Linked DNA regions of Homo sapiens: region 2 is linked to region 1. Evidence: read pairs that join two places in POLR2A ChIA-PET (ENCODE). Cell type or tissue: endothelial cell of umbilical vein. All regions are shown on one strand. Links, peaks and the distances in the headings refer to the core of each region. The heading gives the core; the rest is flanking DNA.

What was found. ChIA-PET counts read pairs that join two places held together with the same protein. Peaks named below come from ENCODE experiments on the same cell type or tissue, not always from the same donor. Only the 100,000 strongest peaks of a DNase experiment are listed, where the experiment ranks them.
Region 2: POLR2A ChIA-PET joins it to region 1 with 5 read pairs; 2 of 35 experiments call an interaction of 5 or more read pairs at or near these places.

The regions. Positions count from the first base shown.
Region 1 is chr9:35,337,578-35,345,511 of GRCh38, reverse strand. All of the region lies in intron 11 of UNC13B (unc-13 homolog B), which reads right to left. Among named protein-coding and RNA genes, the nearest start is that of RUSC2, 150 kb to the left of the region's middle. In endothelial cell of umbilical vein, for the core only: no CTCF peak of the experiment used is centred there; a DNase peak (open chromatin) is centred at 3,731; H3K4me3 peaks cover 326 bases; H3K27ac peaks cover 623 bases.
Region 2 is chr9:35,132,311-35,140,244 of GRCh38, reverse strand. No RefSeq gene overlaps it. Among named protein-coding and RNA genes, the nearest start is that of ATOSB, 20 kb to the right of the region's middle. In endothelial cell of umbilical vein, for the core only: no CTCF peak of the experiment used is centred there; no DNase peak of the experiment used is centred there.

The DNA.
Region 1 (7,934 bases), core at 1,576-6,575:
CTCATCTTTCACCCTTAGTATCTGTCTATGCTTGGTATCTGACCAAATTTCTTATCCCCTACCCCTGATATCTTACCACCTTGGCCTGCCTTCAGCAAAAATCCTGTCAAGTAAGTTTAGCCAAAATCCCCTTTGATACTTCATCTTAGTAATTTCCGTCCACTGATACCCCACCCTGCTCCTTGGCTAAATTCCCACTTTTCCTTATATTTGGAGTTGAGCTCAATTGTTCACCCTCACTACAAAACCCCAGTATTGTCGTCCCCCCACATAAAGTCTGTCTTATCATCTTTAACAAGTGTCAAAATAATTTTTTGTTTAACACTCACATACCCTCTTTTTCCTTACTACCTCCTGCTCTTGTGAGTACACTGAAAAAGATACGAGTGCAGGAGAATCTACTCACTGAACACCCCACCACAAAAAAACCCATCTCTATCCTCTTCCTCTAGAATTTCCTTCATAGAACTCATTCCCATCTGATAGCTTGTTCATTATCTGTCTCCCTCCCTGACCTCTGTATCCCAAAACATGAGCAGGGACTTTGTTTTGTTCATAACTGTATCTTCAGCACCTAAAACAGTGCCTGTGCTAAAAACAAACAAACAAACAAACAAAAACCCAAAACAAACCAACCCTGTCATTGAATAAAAGAAACCAGAACATAGTTGGACAAACCCTTTAGAGGGTGTCTAGGCCTGGAATCTCACACTACATTGTGATCTAGGTTATGGAGTAGTCTTACCATCATAGTGCTTTTCTATACTTTGAATTTGAAAGTCTTTAGGCAGGGCAGGTGCTCTAGCTTCTCAAAAGCCCTACTACCCTTGACCTAGAATGAGACCCTTGTTGTCATTAATCTGTTTTGCTGTGGCAGACTACTAGATGGGAGGCTCCTATTCAAAGATCCGCAGCGGGTGTGAACTCCATTACATTGGAAGCTGTGTCTTATTTGTTTCTGAATTTCCAGTGCCTAGAACAGGGCATTACTATGCCTGACACACAGTGAGAATTCATTGTCATGGAAAGCATAAATGAATTGATGGCAGAGCCGAATTAGAATCCAGGTCTCCTAATTTTCTCATCCATTTCTGTTTCCATGACAACATGCTGCATTCAAGTTCTAGGTTTCCTTCTAGATTGATGGCTTACAGTCCTCTTTCATTGTAAAACTAAGGTGGAAATCTTTCCCCAGTTGTACTTAAAATTATCTGGGAACTCACTCAGGACAAAAAAAGAAAAAAGAAAAACAAAAAAAGAGTGTGGGGGCATGGCAGCACCGGTCTCTGCCAGACCATCAATTAGCTGGTATCTCTCCAGTGTATGAGACTGGCAGGGAGAGATCCTGCTGTGGTTCCTGTTACCCCAGGGATGCTGTGACAGGGCTCCCATCCCCTACCCCGAGTTGGAAAAGCTGCCCTGATCCTTGTGCTAGTGATGGGTGAGTTTAGAGCAGCACTGACTAACAGAAATATAATGTGAACCACATGTGTCATTTTAAAATTTCTAATCGCCACATAAAAAAGAAACAGGTAGAATTAATTTTAATATATTTTATCTAACCCAATAGCCAAAGTATTATTTCAACATATAATCAATATAAAAAATTATTAATCATATACTTGCATTTGTTTCCTATACTAAGTTCTTGAAATCTAGTATGTATCTTATGTTTAGAATGCATCTCAAATTAGACTAGCCACATTTTAAGTACTCAGCAGTCACATGTGGCCAGTAGCTACCACATTGGACAGCATGGGTCTAGAATTCTGGGGTGGGAAATACTCTGGAGAGCCTTCCAAACCTGGCAGTAGAAGCTCACTGCAAAGGGCACACTGTCATCCCAGAGGCAGTCGAATGTTACGTTCTTTCACTCATCTTTTCACCTGCTCACTTTGATCCTGGCTGGAAGCAGCCCATTTCCATTTTGTGTGAGGTTCAATCCTCCTCAAGGTACAAAAAACAAAGTATCAAGGCCCCAGCCTACAGAAGATGAGAGCTTTTCTCCCTCTCCACCTGACCCTTTCACGGTACCCCGCTTCTTTCCAATACTCTGCAGAAAACCACAGGATAAACCTGGTTACCTCAATAGATGCTTCCCCTTCACATGGAAAACTTAGAAACCTCTCACAGACAAGAACATAATTTCAATAAAACTGGACCAAGAGTACGCTATCCTATCCAACTCATACTAGAGGGACACACAGTAGTAAGAGATTATATTTGTTTAGAATTTTCAGTTTATATGATTCCTATTTTATCATCACAACAACCCTGTGAGGCAGGAGGTTTGTTGTTACTGTTCTGATTATACTGATTTCATAGATGAGAAAAATGAAGCTCAGAGAGGCTAAATGACTTGACCAAGGTCACTGAGTATAGCTAGGATTTAAAAGTGAGTCTTCAATCTGCAAAGTTAGTGCTCTTTCTTCATACATGCAAGACACAAGTGGACAGACTGTCTATTGCGCATGTGTGCATATATTCAAGACTGAGAAAACTCAAGATGACTTTTCTGTTTATATGGCATATACACACATGAAAGGGATGAATTAATACATTAGGATGGTGGTTTTTTCTCTTTCTCTCTGTCTCTCTCTCTCTTTCTCTCTCTCTCACATATACACATACAGGAAGGGTGGAAATGATACAGAATATATTCAAGAACAGAAAGGTTACTTGAGTACATGCATACACATAGGAGATGAAGGGATGGATTATATATGTATGTGCAAGTAGGGAGAGACGAATTTTGCATATTCATATATGCAAGCTGGATGAATGAGTTGTCTATACATATGCACATGCAGGAGAGGAATGGACAGGTCATTTATTCATAAACACATATGGACACATGAAAAAGGAGAAACAGATTATTTGTATATGAATATGCACACATCCAGAGGGTGGCTGGGTTATCTATATACATACAGGAAAGTACCACAGAGGAATGGATGGTCAGATTATCAGCACACAAATACATGCATGTGAAGATTCTACCCCAGTGCGGCATATGCTACTTTTCACTCATTATAATGACCCCCCTCACCAGCAAGTTGACTCAAGCAATTACGTAATTAATGTAGCTGCTCCATATTCCACCCACAAATGCTTTCCTTTTGCCCTGCTTGTTGTTCAGTCAGTCATACACACTCGGTACCACTTACCTTGCTGCTGCAACCAAAATAAGGGTTAAGGAAATTAAAAAAAAAAATTAAAACCATGAATTCTCAAGTTTTAGAAGGCAAATGCTGTCTTTAAGAGGAAATCCATCCAGGAGCACTCCTTGGTTTGACAGAGAAGCCACAGGACGAACTTTCTGAGCCAAAGCACCACTGCTTGCCCAACCGACAAACAGACCCAAGGAGCTAATATTCTCAGTTGCACCCAGCTGGCTGGCTCCACGGCACAAAGTTGATGACAGAAACAATGCCCTGCAAAAAAACCCCTCAGTGAAGGGCTTGGCAGGAGTCTCACTGGCTGCAAACGTAGAAATCTAACCTGGTCCACACCTCTCTGGCAAGGGGGATTCTGAGATCAGCCTGCTGAAGGCAACAGCAGCCAAACTTCAACTGGATGTGGAATTCTAACTCAATCGATTCTGGGCTTTGAGACTGAGGCAGAAAGCAGGGCAGCTCCTGCTCCTGCTGCTGCTCCTCCTCCTCTCCAGCTGCTTCCTGCCTGCAACCTCCCATAGGGCACCAGCCCTCCTCACACGTTCCTGGCGCACACACCCCCTTCCCAGCACACTCACGCACACACAACCCTTGCCAGCAAGCTCACTCACACACCCTTGGTAAGTGTCTCTCCCTTTTGCTAAATATAGATCTTACTCTCTCCCCTCCTCCATTTCCTTCCCTCGTTCTTCTCCTCCCTGCTTTCTTTTCCCCTATCCACCTCTCTCACATCTGGGCTATAGGATATAAACAGACACAGATGGAGACCTATACTTTCAGGAGCTCCTAGTCTCAGAGGGAAGCCGGAACACAGCATGCCAGCCGTGGAACTGCTGGAGCACAATACAAAGGGAGTCTTCCCTTCTACTGAGACAAGCTCTAAGTTGGTTGGTTGGTTGGTTTCGTGTATATATAATCTGTTGTCAGCATTTGGCAAAGCTGAAGGATAGGTACAGTGATCAAGTGCAGTTAAAATCAAACAGTGCCATGTTCTTGGAGTAGACATCTATTCCAGTTCTTACTGAACAACCACCACAAGAGAATCAACTGGAAAATAAGAGCTCCCTCAGGCTATGCCAAAGCAACAACCCGAGAGAAGGAGGGGAAGTTAGGTGAGCTGAGATGAACTCTGTATTGCAGAAGTCTAGACCAAAGATGGTTTCAGAATCCAGAATTAGGAACGAAGTAACCTAAAGTGATATCACCATGACCAAAAAGCTGCCTAAGGTTCAGGGCCCCTTTTATGACCCCAAATTTCATAACCCTTCTTTGCCAATGGATGCCCTATCTCCCTGGAGACTCACTAGCCAGGTGGCTCTCATGTGACCCTAATTCCTAATAATTCAACAATTCTAGTTAGGACTCACTGGGAAATTGAATGTCCTTATCTTCAAAGAACACTCAAGTTGTTCACTGCAACATAATGTCCGAGCACAAGCCAGGACCCCTTGAAGCTCTGTAGCATAAAATGCCAAATACATGAAATGTGATATCCCCTTTCCACTCTGCAACCATAGGACATGAAAAACATCGCATAATGAACCTAGATAACCTCAGAATCCTTCTCAATATAGAGCTCGATCAGCCAGTAACAATCCAGTGAAGTCATTCCTCTTCTGACTCCCCTGAGCTTGATCTTAAGAGAAAAGGCCCTCTTCCTCCTTAGGCCAACAGTACGTGGGCAAGTTTGATTTACCCAGCATGCCCAAACCAGGCTCTCAAACCTTGTGACTTCTGCTGCCCTGCAACATTCCTCATGGCAATCCACAACAGAGTATGGCCTCTTTAGCCCACAAACCAGGTAGTCAGTCTATGGGGACCATCCTAGGATCTGCCATTGCAGAACAGGCAGCCCTTTATGGTAGATAAAACAAGCATTTAAATTAAGAATGATTTGTTTGGCTTATCCAAGATCCTGAGAAGAAAGGGTTGATTTCAGAGCCAACATGTGCCTCCCTACTGCCTTCTTCCAATAACATTGCTTCCCCCTCAACCAAGGAAGAAAATTTAGATTCCAAGAGATGCTAAACAACCCATTTCTTAGCCATCCACCTCATTACACAGCCAACACTAACAGCAGAGCACATACCTCCTAACCTAGTTGGGAGCTGGCTAGATGACAGAAGAGATAAGGCCTGACAGCACAACTATAACCGCATCTAAACACAGAGGAAAAAAATAACTTGAAAACTGTCAAGTTTCTGTGGAAGTCACAGCCAATTTACTGTGGAGTTTCCCATCCTTCAGCCAGGAGAAGGAGGTAAAAGGTTTAAAACAAGAAATATAGGGAAGATTGATTAAATTAGAATTCCCTCCCCCAAATCTGCAGCCACTCATAAAGAGCCCAGAACAGTGGCTGTCACTATCAGGTTTGGTCAGGCTTCCTAGGCTAAGGAGAAGCTCAAACTTTCAAGAGTGGGAAAGATTCCCCAGAGGTAGGACCCTGCTAAAAGAACCTACTTCTTCCTGCCTAATTGACAAAGTGGCCCTAAGGCCTGGCTAAGGCCTCCAGATGGCATTTCTGAGGCTAATGGAACCCACCCTGTCTTGTCACCCAAACACATCCAGCCCATTTTTCTAAGCAGCTTGGGCTTTCCAGAAAAACAAAGGCTCAGGCAGTAGAAGACGTGGTTAGCACATGAGGCACAACAAATCTGCCATCTCCAGTTACAATCTTCAAACTTCACAGGAGAGCTCATGCAGCTTTGACCACAAATTACCTTTGTATCTATCCACCTTCCCATGTTCCAGCAAAAGCAAGAAACAGAGTAAGTGGGGAAGTGGCAAACAGTCAGTGGAAGCTCTTGTAAAAGAGCATGGCCCCTTCTGCCACTGTTCTACAGGGCCCACAGAGTGCCAGACACCACATGGCCAAAGGACATCAGGACTCCTCAGTGGACTAGCTCTTTGGGACAAGCAGGCAATTTGTTTTGTGAGCCACATGGGCAACAATGCAGCCCCCTCATCACAGTGGATCTGGCCCTGGGGAAGCCTGAGTAGGCCGAAAGGATGGGGTGCTTTTTAGAGGTAAGAAATAGCACAGCACCCACCTCAGTTGGGAAGCTTCCTCAAAGTAGGCTGCTCAGGAGCTAGCTGGGCAGAACTGGAAAAACAGATTGGGTTAAGAAGGAAAAGGCATTTATCCAGAAGCTGTGAAATGCTCTGAACAGACATTCTCAAGGTCTGGTTCCCAATTTAAATCCTTGCAGGGATCTTCGCCTAGAGACAGATGAGTCAAGATGGAAACTCAACATGATACACTGACACTCACGCAGAGTTGTGGGAAGGTTCAGACCTGCAGGAGTTCTAAAGGGGAGCCGAATGGGTGGGTTAGTCAGAAAACCACCTGGCATACAAAATTCATCTTCAGCTAAAGCAACTGAGTGGTGTCACAGAAATACTGGAGGAGGGCCTCACCAATCACAATTCTCCCTACTCATACAAACCAGTCTAAGTCTCCCTGACGTCAGATACAACTGGTCTAGAAGCAAAGAATATGCCTGCTCCAAACCTGGCCTGCCTTTTCAGGTGTCAATGCCAGAGACAGGCTGGGTCAGGACCAGCAGGTGCTTACCTTATTGTCCAATATCAACACAGACGCAGAGTACAAAGGATGGGTGCGGCCAATATCTATATCATGCAAGAGTCAGCTTGTGACTGTTTTCCTTCTCTACTGCTGAGGAAAGCCAGAAGCAACATGAAAAAGCTGACATATAGTCACACAGCTGGGATTTATTTCATGAGGAAGATGATTTTTCTGGTGGCTAAGAAAAGTCATTTTTCCCGCTGTAGAATGATGCCCTCCCTACACCATGGAGAAAGCATATGCAGCAGAGAATGACGGGCAGCAGGAGGTAATCCTGCTCCTTCCCTGAGGAGCATGCCATCCTAGGGGAGTGACAAGCCTGGCAGAGATGTGCTGACTTTACTGATGCACTAAGACATAGCTGCTTTGTTACCTAAACAGACCCGACAAGCTGCAAGGCAGGCCCTAAGAGTCATAAATTGCTGACAAGTCTTAGTCCTACAATCAGGTCAAGGACCATCCCTGATTAGCAGAAACTTGAACATAAGGAGCTGATAAACTTCTTGGAACTGGCCAGCTAACCAGTTAGGTTTTCAGCCTGTACCTCCAAAGGCTGTGGCCCCCTATCTATTTCAGGACCAAATAATTAACAATTCATGATCATAAGAAACCTATATGTCTACTGCCCTCTCACATAAACCCGATCAAAAGTCACAGCTCCCAGATTTAGGACTAATGCCGGTCCTAAAGTAGTATTTGTTTATATATATATCCCAGCCCAAGCCACAGAGTGCATTGGCCCTGCCTCAATCTCTATACCCAAAGGAAACAAAGAGGCCATATACCGAGGATCCTCTAAAAGGAATCCAAAATTTGACATCCCAGGGAGAAATGAACCTCTTGTACTAAGTGGAGACTAACTGGGTTAATATTGATCAAATATCCCCTCAGTTCTTTATGGCTTGTTCTAAGATACATCTAAGAATAAGATATAGGGCAAACCCAAATCTGGAGAATTCTCCTGGCTTAGGCCCCTGTTTCTATAGTCTTGTGGAAATATGTCCCTAACCAGCAGATGAGTTTCAAGTGTCTTCACATTCAATGAAGGGATCCCAAAGAGGTGGGTTTTTCCCTACAGGATTCTCCAAATATTCAAAAGTATCTGATATGAGGTACTGAATTACAGGAAGGTAGCTAATGTACAAAGGGGAAAAGAAGACTTAATGAAGGCG
Region 2 (7,934 bases), core at 931-5,930, 200 kb after region 1:
TTTTAACATTTAACATTGTGTATAAGAGAGGAAACCCCAAAGAAAGAAAGAATGATAGGAAAGACTGGAGGTCCTACTGCCAACACCCTAATGGGTGGTCAGGGACTGGAGTCAGTCCAGGGGCATTTGGATAACACCGAGGTGTAGCCTCAGCCAGATACCCTCAGTTACCCCACGGCCTCCTTCTGGTCCCACGCAACAGCTAGACCTCTGTGAAGGGAAACTATGTTGGAATGAAAGCCAACATTCCCACAACCGAGGGTGAATGGGGATTGACACTGTCCTCCCCAGCAAGCCTGTCCTCCACCAGCCACACTAGTCACTTTTAACTGGCTAGCAGAGGCCCGGTATTTTTCTTTCATTTTGACTATTGTGGAGTTTAGAGACTCCGAAAAAAAGAACAGAAAGATTTGCTTTTTTTCACCCTTCTGCAGACCCCAGACAGCCCCCAAAATTTTACAGAATCTCTAGGGTGTCAATTCTTCTGGCTGGAAACCTCTTTGGCTGTGGTGTCTTTGCCTGAGTTCTTGTCCTGCATACAGAAAGAATGAGGTACACAGATAAGTGAAGGGTGAAGAAGAAGAGTTTTATTTAGTGTTGGAACAGCTCAGAGGAGTGAGTAGCTCCTCTCTATAGGCAGGTCGTCCTGACGAGTGTTCAGCTCTCAGCAGAGGTGAGGCCCTGGAACAGGTGGCTCCTCTTTGCAGGCAAGTCATTTGGATGTCTCTCAGTCTCTGAAGTTCTCAGCAGAGACAGTAGCTCCTCACTGCAGCAGGTCCTCCCATCCTATTGTCTCTCTGCCCTCTTTGTCCTCTGGCAGTCCTCTGCCCTGCTCTGTCTGAGCCCAGGGCTTTTATGGATCTCAGAGAGGAGGAAATGCCTGCCAATTGGTCCACAGGTGACCATGAGCAGCCACGGGTGGCCCAGAAATGGCACCACGTGCCTCCACTCTGGTCTGTGGGACTGGCGGCACGGCCCCGTTTTCGGGTCCTCCCTGGTCTGAAGGTAGGGCCTTACTGGGGACCCATCCCCTTCCACTCAGGAATCAATCTGCTTCCCACTGCCATTCATGGCCCCAGGGCTCGACCCCAACCCCCACTCCAAGATGGGAGCAGGAGCCAGGAGGGGAGAGAGGCCAGGAAATGGGAGCAGAAACCCCTGAACCCACAAGGATGGGGGTCCTTCCTGGGGCCCCCGAGGATGCAGACTACAGAGACACCCAGGTCCTCTGCCTGGGAGGGCAGCAACACCCACACCAGGAGCTCCTGCCCTGCCAACCTGGAAGGGGCGGGGCTCCCACTAGTCGCCAGCTCATGCCTGCTTCCTGGAACAGGAGGCCCAGGTCTGCAGCCCCGGGTGCAATGGCTACAGCTGCACCAGGTAGGGCAGATCCTGCCTGTTCCCGCCTCCCGCAAGAGCACAGGGAGGCTCGGATCCACAGCTGCAGTTTGGGTGGCTGTAGCCCCGCCCAGAAGGGCATGGCTCCTGCCTGCTCCATAGAACAGGAGGCCTGGCTCTGCAGCTGTGGTTTGGGCAGCTACAGCAGATCAGGGAGATCCCATCCCAACTCAGAAGGGGCAGGGTGGCTGGGCGCAGTGGCTCACGCCTGTAATCCCAGCACTTTGGGAGGCCGAGGCAGATGGATCACGAGGTCAGGAGATCGAGACCATCCTGGCTAACACAGTGAAACCCCGTCTCTACTAAAAATACAAAAAATTAGCTAGGCGTGGTGGCATGCACCTGTAGTCCCAGCTACTCAGGAGGATGAGGCGGGAAAATCGCTTGAGCCCGGGAGGCGGAGGTTGCAGTGAGCTCAGATCGGGCCACTGCACTCCAGCCTTGGCGACAAAGGGAAACTCTGTCTCAAAAAAAAAAAAAAAAAAAAAAAAAGAAGAGGCAGGGCTCCCACTGTGGCTCCACAGTGTGCAGCCCCAGCCGCTGCACTTCCCTGCTGCAGCCAGCATGATGGCACCAGCCATTGCCATCACCTGCTACCAAGGATGGTGAGGCAGGAGGATGCTTGAGCCCAGGAAGTTGAGAATACAGTGAACTGTGATCATGCCACTGCACTCCAGCCTGGGTGACAGAGCAAGACCCTGTCTCAAAAAAAAAAAAAAAAAATGCTGCTCTGTCTATGGAGTAGCCATTCTTTAATTCCTTTACTTTCTTAATAAACTTGCTTTCACTTTGCACTGCATACTTGCCCTGAACTCTTTCTTGCGAGAGATCCAAGAACCCTTTCTTGCTCTCTTGGGGTCTGGATCAGAACCCCTTTCCTGTAACATATTTCTGGTGACCACAGAGGGGACTATAGTGCAGAAACCCTGACCCAACGGCTACCTTTGGGTAAGTGTTGGCGTCCTGTGACAGCTTTCTCGTGAACCACAAAAGGGACAATATTGAGGAGACCCCTGATCCAAAGGAAATAGACTGCAACACTGATTGGACGACTTTGGGTAAGTGGTGGGGTACCAGGGTAAAGAATAGGTTTGAGTTAGAGGCTCAACTTAGAGGAATTAGGGTCTCTTCTAGGACAGAGTGAGTTAGAGGATCCTCTTAATAAAAGGCAAGGATGCTTGACCAACCTCGGGTTAGAAGCCCGACTTAGGAGAGTTAGAGTCCCTTCTAAGATTTAAGGGGTTAGAGGCCCCTCTCGGTAAAGTCCCTCTCAGCACTATGGGATGTTAACTGCTATTCTCTTTGGATTAATCTGCCTTGCACTTTTTGCTGATGGCTGTAGGTGACAGAGTTAGGCATGTACAGGATTGTGGGACATGTGGAGCTTTTTCCTCTCCTTCACAACAGCAGCCACAGCCACCTGAACTTTTCAGTGTTGCTGCAGTGGGTGGGTCTTTCTCTGGCCTCCCTGAGCATTTCACCTTACCCACACCCTGCCACCGACAAAGCCTTTCTCTCTCTCCTTTCCCTTTCTTATCTTTTCTGTTACTCAGGGCAACCATCTTGCCCAGAGACCACGTGTTGAAACTCCAAGTCGGGAATTGGATTAAAGATGATGGGGCCCATCTAGGGGGAACCTTAAGCCTTGCCAGTTTGATATTGGGTGCTAAGCAGAGTGGCCAATGTCTATGTTTTATCACTCGTGTTTTGCTCTAGCCAGATTGGAAAAAAAAAGAAAATTTCCTTTGTGATGCAGCTTGGCCCCAGGGCAATGGTGTCGCAAGCTAAATCACTAAGGCCGCTCAGGGAAAGGGAATCCAGAAGCCTGGCGTGCCGGCAAAAGGGTAAGAATTTCTTAACAGTCAGATTTCTGGCTTTTCTCTCTGTGCAGACTGTTGAATGAATGGTTAAAAAAAAAATGGGGGGTGGGTGCGGTGGCTCACACCTGTAATCCCAGCAATTTGGGAGGCCGAGGTGGATGGATCACAAGGTCAGGAGATCGAGACCTTCCTCCCTAACACAATGAAACCCCGTCTCTACTGAAAATACAAACAATTAGCTGGGCACCGTGGCACGTGCCTGTAATCCCAGCTACTCAGGAGCCTGAGGCAGGAGAATCACTTGAACCTGGGAGGCAGAGGTTGCAGTGAGCCAAGATCGTGCCATTGCACTCCAGCCTGGGCAACTAAGCAAGACTCCATCTCAGAAAAAAAAAAAAAAAAGAATCAGTGTTTATCTCCTCTGTAAAGTTTTGATTAATGGAAAAAAGAATTCTAAGGCTAGTCTTAAGCTGGTGTATTTTGTGCTATAAATTTGTTTTTCTGTGTCAAGGGGTACTTTAGGATAAAACACAGGCTTAAAATACCTGTAAGCAAGCCCACTTTTCAAGATGAGCCAGCAAGCTGGTCAGTAACACTCTTAGCTGCAGTTTTGAAACAAACAAAAAAACTGGATGAAGTCTTTACCGTTTTATGTCCTTGGGAGCTTGAACTTTTAACCACGTGGCGATACTTTCTTTTGGTTTCCACCTTCAGGGAACAGGAATTTTAGGGTTCATGTCATAGCCCTAAAAATCATATTAAATAGTTAAAAGCCTTTGCAAGTTCAAAATTAACTACTGTAGGTTTCTTCTAGGAAAGAAAGTGGTCACTGCCGCTTTATGTAGCTCAGTGGTCAAGATTTTGCACTTTCACATGTGGCGATCCGGGTTCGATTCCCCACCTAGGAAGTAAGTAGTTTCTGGTTTAATATCTGTGTGACCTTGTCTATTCTCTTCTCTTCCATGGACTGTCAAATTTTGCCTTCTGTAAGTACCTAGGAGGTTACCTTTGGTAAAGTTAAGAAGCTAGAAATATCAGCTCACTGCATCCTCTGCCTCCTGGGTTCAAGTGATTCTACTGCCTCAGTACCCTGAGTAGCTGGGGTTACAGGCCTGTGCCATTACACCCGGCTAATTTTTGTATTTTCAGTAGAGTCAGGGTTTAACCATGTTGGCCAGGCTGGTCTGAAACTCCTGAAGCTCCTAAAGTGATCCACCTGCCTAGGCCTCCCAAAGTGCTAGGATTACAGATGTGAGCCACCACACCCAGCCACATTTTTTTTAAATAAATAGAGACAGGGTCTCACTATATTGTCCAGGCTGGTCTCCAACTCCTGGCCTTGAGTTTTTGTAGGCAGGCACTTTAAGAGGGGATAGGGTTATCCTGAGGATGTGGCCTTTAGCTATTAGAAATTATGTTATTGCCTGTAATCATAATACTTTGGGAGGCTGAGGCAGGAGGGTTGCTTGAACCCAGGAGTTTAAGACCAGCACCAGCAACATAGTGAGATGCTGTCAAAAAATATATACACATATACAAAAATAAAATGTAAATTAGCTAGGTGTGGTAGTACATGCCTTCAGTACCAGCTACTTGGGAGGCTGAAGTGGGAGGACAGCTACAGCCCAGGAGGTCGAGGCTGCAGTGAGCCATGATTGTGCTTCTGCATTCCAGCCTGGGTGACAGAGTGAGACACTGTTTCTAAAAAAAAAAAAAAAAAAGATAGCCAATATGAAAGCATGAATGATAAAACCCTTTGCAAACGATATGGATTATCCTTGGAAACTGAGCACAAACTCATGGTAGAGGCAGGAGGCAAACATGACGTGTTTGCCTGGGTGCTGTCAGTCGTCTTCCTATAGCACACTTCTTATCTTGGTCTAGCCACACTGACATGATTTATTTTCCTCGAAAGTATGAATCCATTCCTGCTTTTCTTTTTCCCCCAAAATGAGTCTTGCTCTGTCACCCAGGCTGGAATGCAGTGGTGCAATCTCGGCAAACTGCAACCTCTACCTCCTGGGTTCAAGCAATTCTCCTGCCTCAGTCTCCCGAGTAGCTAGGATTACAGGTGCCCACCACCACACCCAGCTAATTTTTGTATTTTTAGTAGAGACGGGGTTTCCCCACGTTGGCCAGGCTGGTCTCTAACACCTGACCTTGTTATCCACCCACCTTGGCCTCCCAAAGTGCTGGGATTACAGGCGTGAGCCACCGCACCAGGCCCCGTTCCTGCTTTTAAGATCTCTGCACTTATTATTCCCAGTGCTTCAACAATTTGCCTCAAGATCTTTGGCCATCTGGCTCCTATCATTCAGGTTAAACTCACAGGTACCTCCTCAGTAATGCCCTCCCTGGCCATTCCAACTAATTGGGTCCCCATTACTCTCTATCACATTATCTTGTTTTCATTAAGGCACTCCCTGAGTTATCTACTCATTTATCCATTTTTATTTATTGCCTGACTCCCCTATCCAGAATATAATTTTTTTTTTTGAAACGGAGTCTCACTCACTCTGTTGCCCTGGCTAGAGTGCAGTGGCATGTTCTCAGCTCACTGCAACCTCCGCCTCCTGGGTTCAAGTGATTCTCCTGCCTCGGCCTCCCCAGTAGCTGGGACCACAGGTGTACAACACCACAGCCAGCTAATTTTTGTATTTTTAGTAGAGACAGGTTTCACCATGTTGACCAGGCCAGTCTTGAAGTCCTGGCCTCAAGTGATCTGCCTGCCTTGGCCTTAGAGGCATGAGCTACCACACCCAGCTTGGAATGTTATCAATTTTTAAATTGTTTCCTCTCTTGTTATATAAATTTGTTTCCTCTCTTGTTATATAACTTTGAAATTTGTTTCCTCTCTTGTTATGTAACTACCTACATAATAATGTGCCCCTGACAGAGCCTGAGGAAGTCCTGATGACATGTGCCCAAGGTGGTCAGGGCACAGCTTGGTTTTATATATTGTAGGGAGACATGAGATATCAATCAATATGTGTAAGAAGTCCATTGGTTCTGTCCAGAAAGGTGAGGAAAACTCAAAGCAGGGAGAGGGCTTCCAGATCACAGGCAGATGAGAGAAAAACGGTTGCATTCTTTTGAGTTTCTGATGAGCCTTTCCAAAGGAGGTGATCAGAATACATATCTATTTCAGTGAGCAGAGGGATGACTTTGAACAGAACGGGAGGCGGATTTGCCCTGAGCAGTTCCCAACTAGAATTTTTCCTTTAGCTTAGTGATTTTGGGCACCCAAGATATTTTCCTTTCACATTTCCCCACTTTTCAAAAATCTTTTGGAGAAAGCATTTTAGAAGAAAATGAGTATCTGCTCTTAGGTTTCTTCTGGATAGGATAGTTTATTTCTAGACAGGTAGATCCCAGAAGCTCATTTTTGGCAGGTTTTGAAGCCTCATGTCCTGTGAAAAGAAAATAGGGAGAGAAAGGGAGAAAAAGAGCAATCGTGCAAAATCAATATAGGTCATATTACTCTAAAGTCTATACATCAGTAGGCAGATATGAAACAGGCTTATGTATGTAAGTCAGTTGTTATTTTCTTCTGAGGTTTAAGTTGTCTAGTTTCAGTTTGCAGGGCTTTAAGAAAGCACAGCTTAGTTTTCAGTGACTCCAAATTAGAAAAAAAAAATGGGGAAAAAAGAAGGAAAAAACAAGAAAAATTGAAAACATTATTTTGAAGATTTGTAGAAATTTTGAAGAAAAAATTAGAATTCAGCCCATACTGTAGAAAATTATAAAAATTGAAAAACATCAGGCAAGACTAGACTCTAACAACAGATGTATTATAGTTTTTGAAACATAATTTTTCTCTCTCTCATTTTCTAATTTTACTAAGGACAAATTATGATAGGACTGATTTGCTTTATTATACTTGGCCAGATTATTTGTATAAAATGCAGCAAGAATAATTATTTTTCACGTAGGCTTGTTTTTTTTTAATTGGCTTTGATGGAGCTTTGTTTTGTAGAAGGAAACTCAGATAAGACTTTTTTTGAAGCTGAGCCCAGCCATGGATTTGTGCCATCAAATACCTATGAGTTCAGTGATCCTCTCCTCTTGAGGTTCCAAGATAAACTTGGGGCTCCCTGGCCTGTTAGAAAGTGACAAAGTTTACTTACCGCAGGTTAGGAACCCTGTATAGGGAAGGTGTAGGGCCAGTTTCACCATGGGGCTTTATTTGCTCCATAAGTCAAGTTTAATTCCTTAAAGGAAAGCATACCATTCCAGTCAAAGCCTTGGTAAAATAACCAGTTCCTCCCATTGCATCCTGTTACAAATGAAAACAGATTCTTTTTTTTTTTCAGACGGAGTCTCACTCTATCACCCAGGCTGGATTGCGTGGCATGATCTTGGCTCATTGCAAGCTCCACCTCCCAGGTTCATGCCATTCTCCTGCCTCAGCCTCCCAAATAGCTGGGACAACAGGCGCCTGCCACCATGCCCGGCTAATTTTTTTTGTACTTTTAATAGAGACGGGGTTTCACCGTGTTAGCCAGGATGGTCTCGATCTCCTGACCTCGTGATAGCCCATCTCGGCCTCCCAAAGTGCTGGGATTACAGGTGTGAGCCACCGCGCCTGGCCGAAAACAGATTCTTATTGTACTTATACAAATAACTGCATTGCCATAAGTTAAGAATACTCACAAATAGTTTCCAAATTCTGGAGAAATCAGGTAGAGAGAAATATATATGCTCCAAATTTTGTTC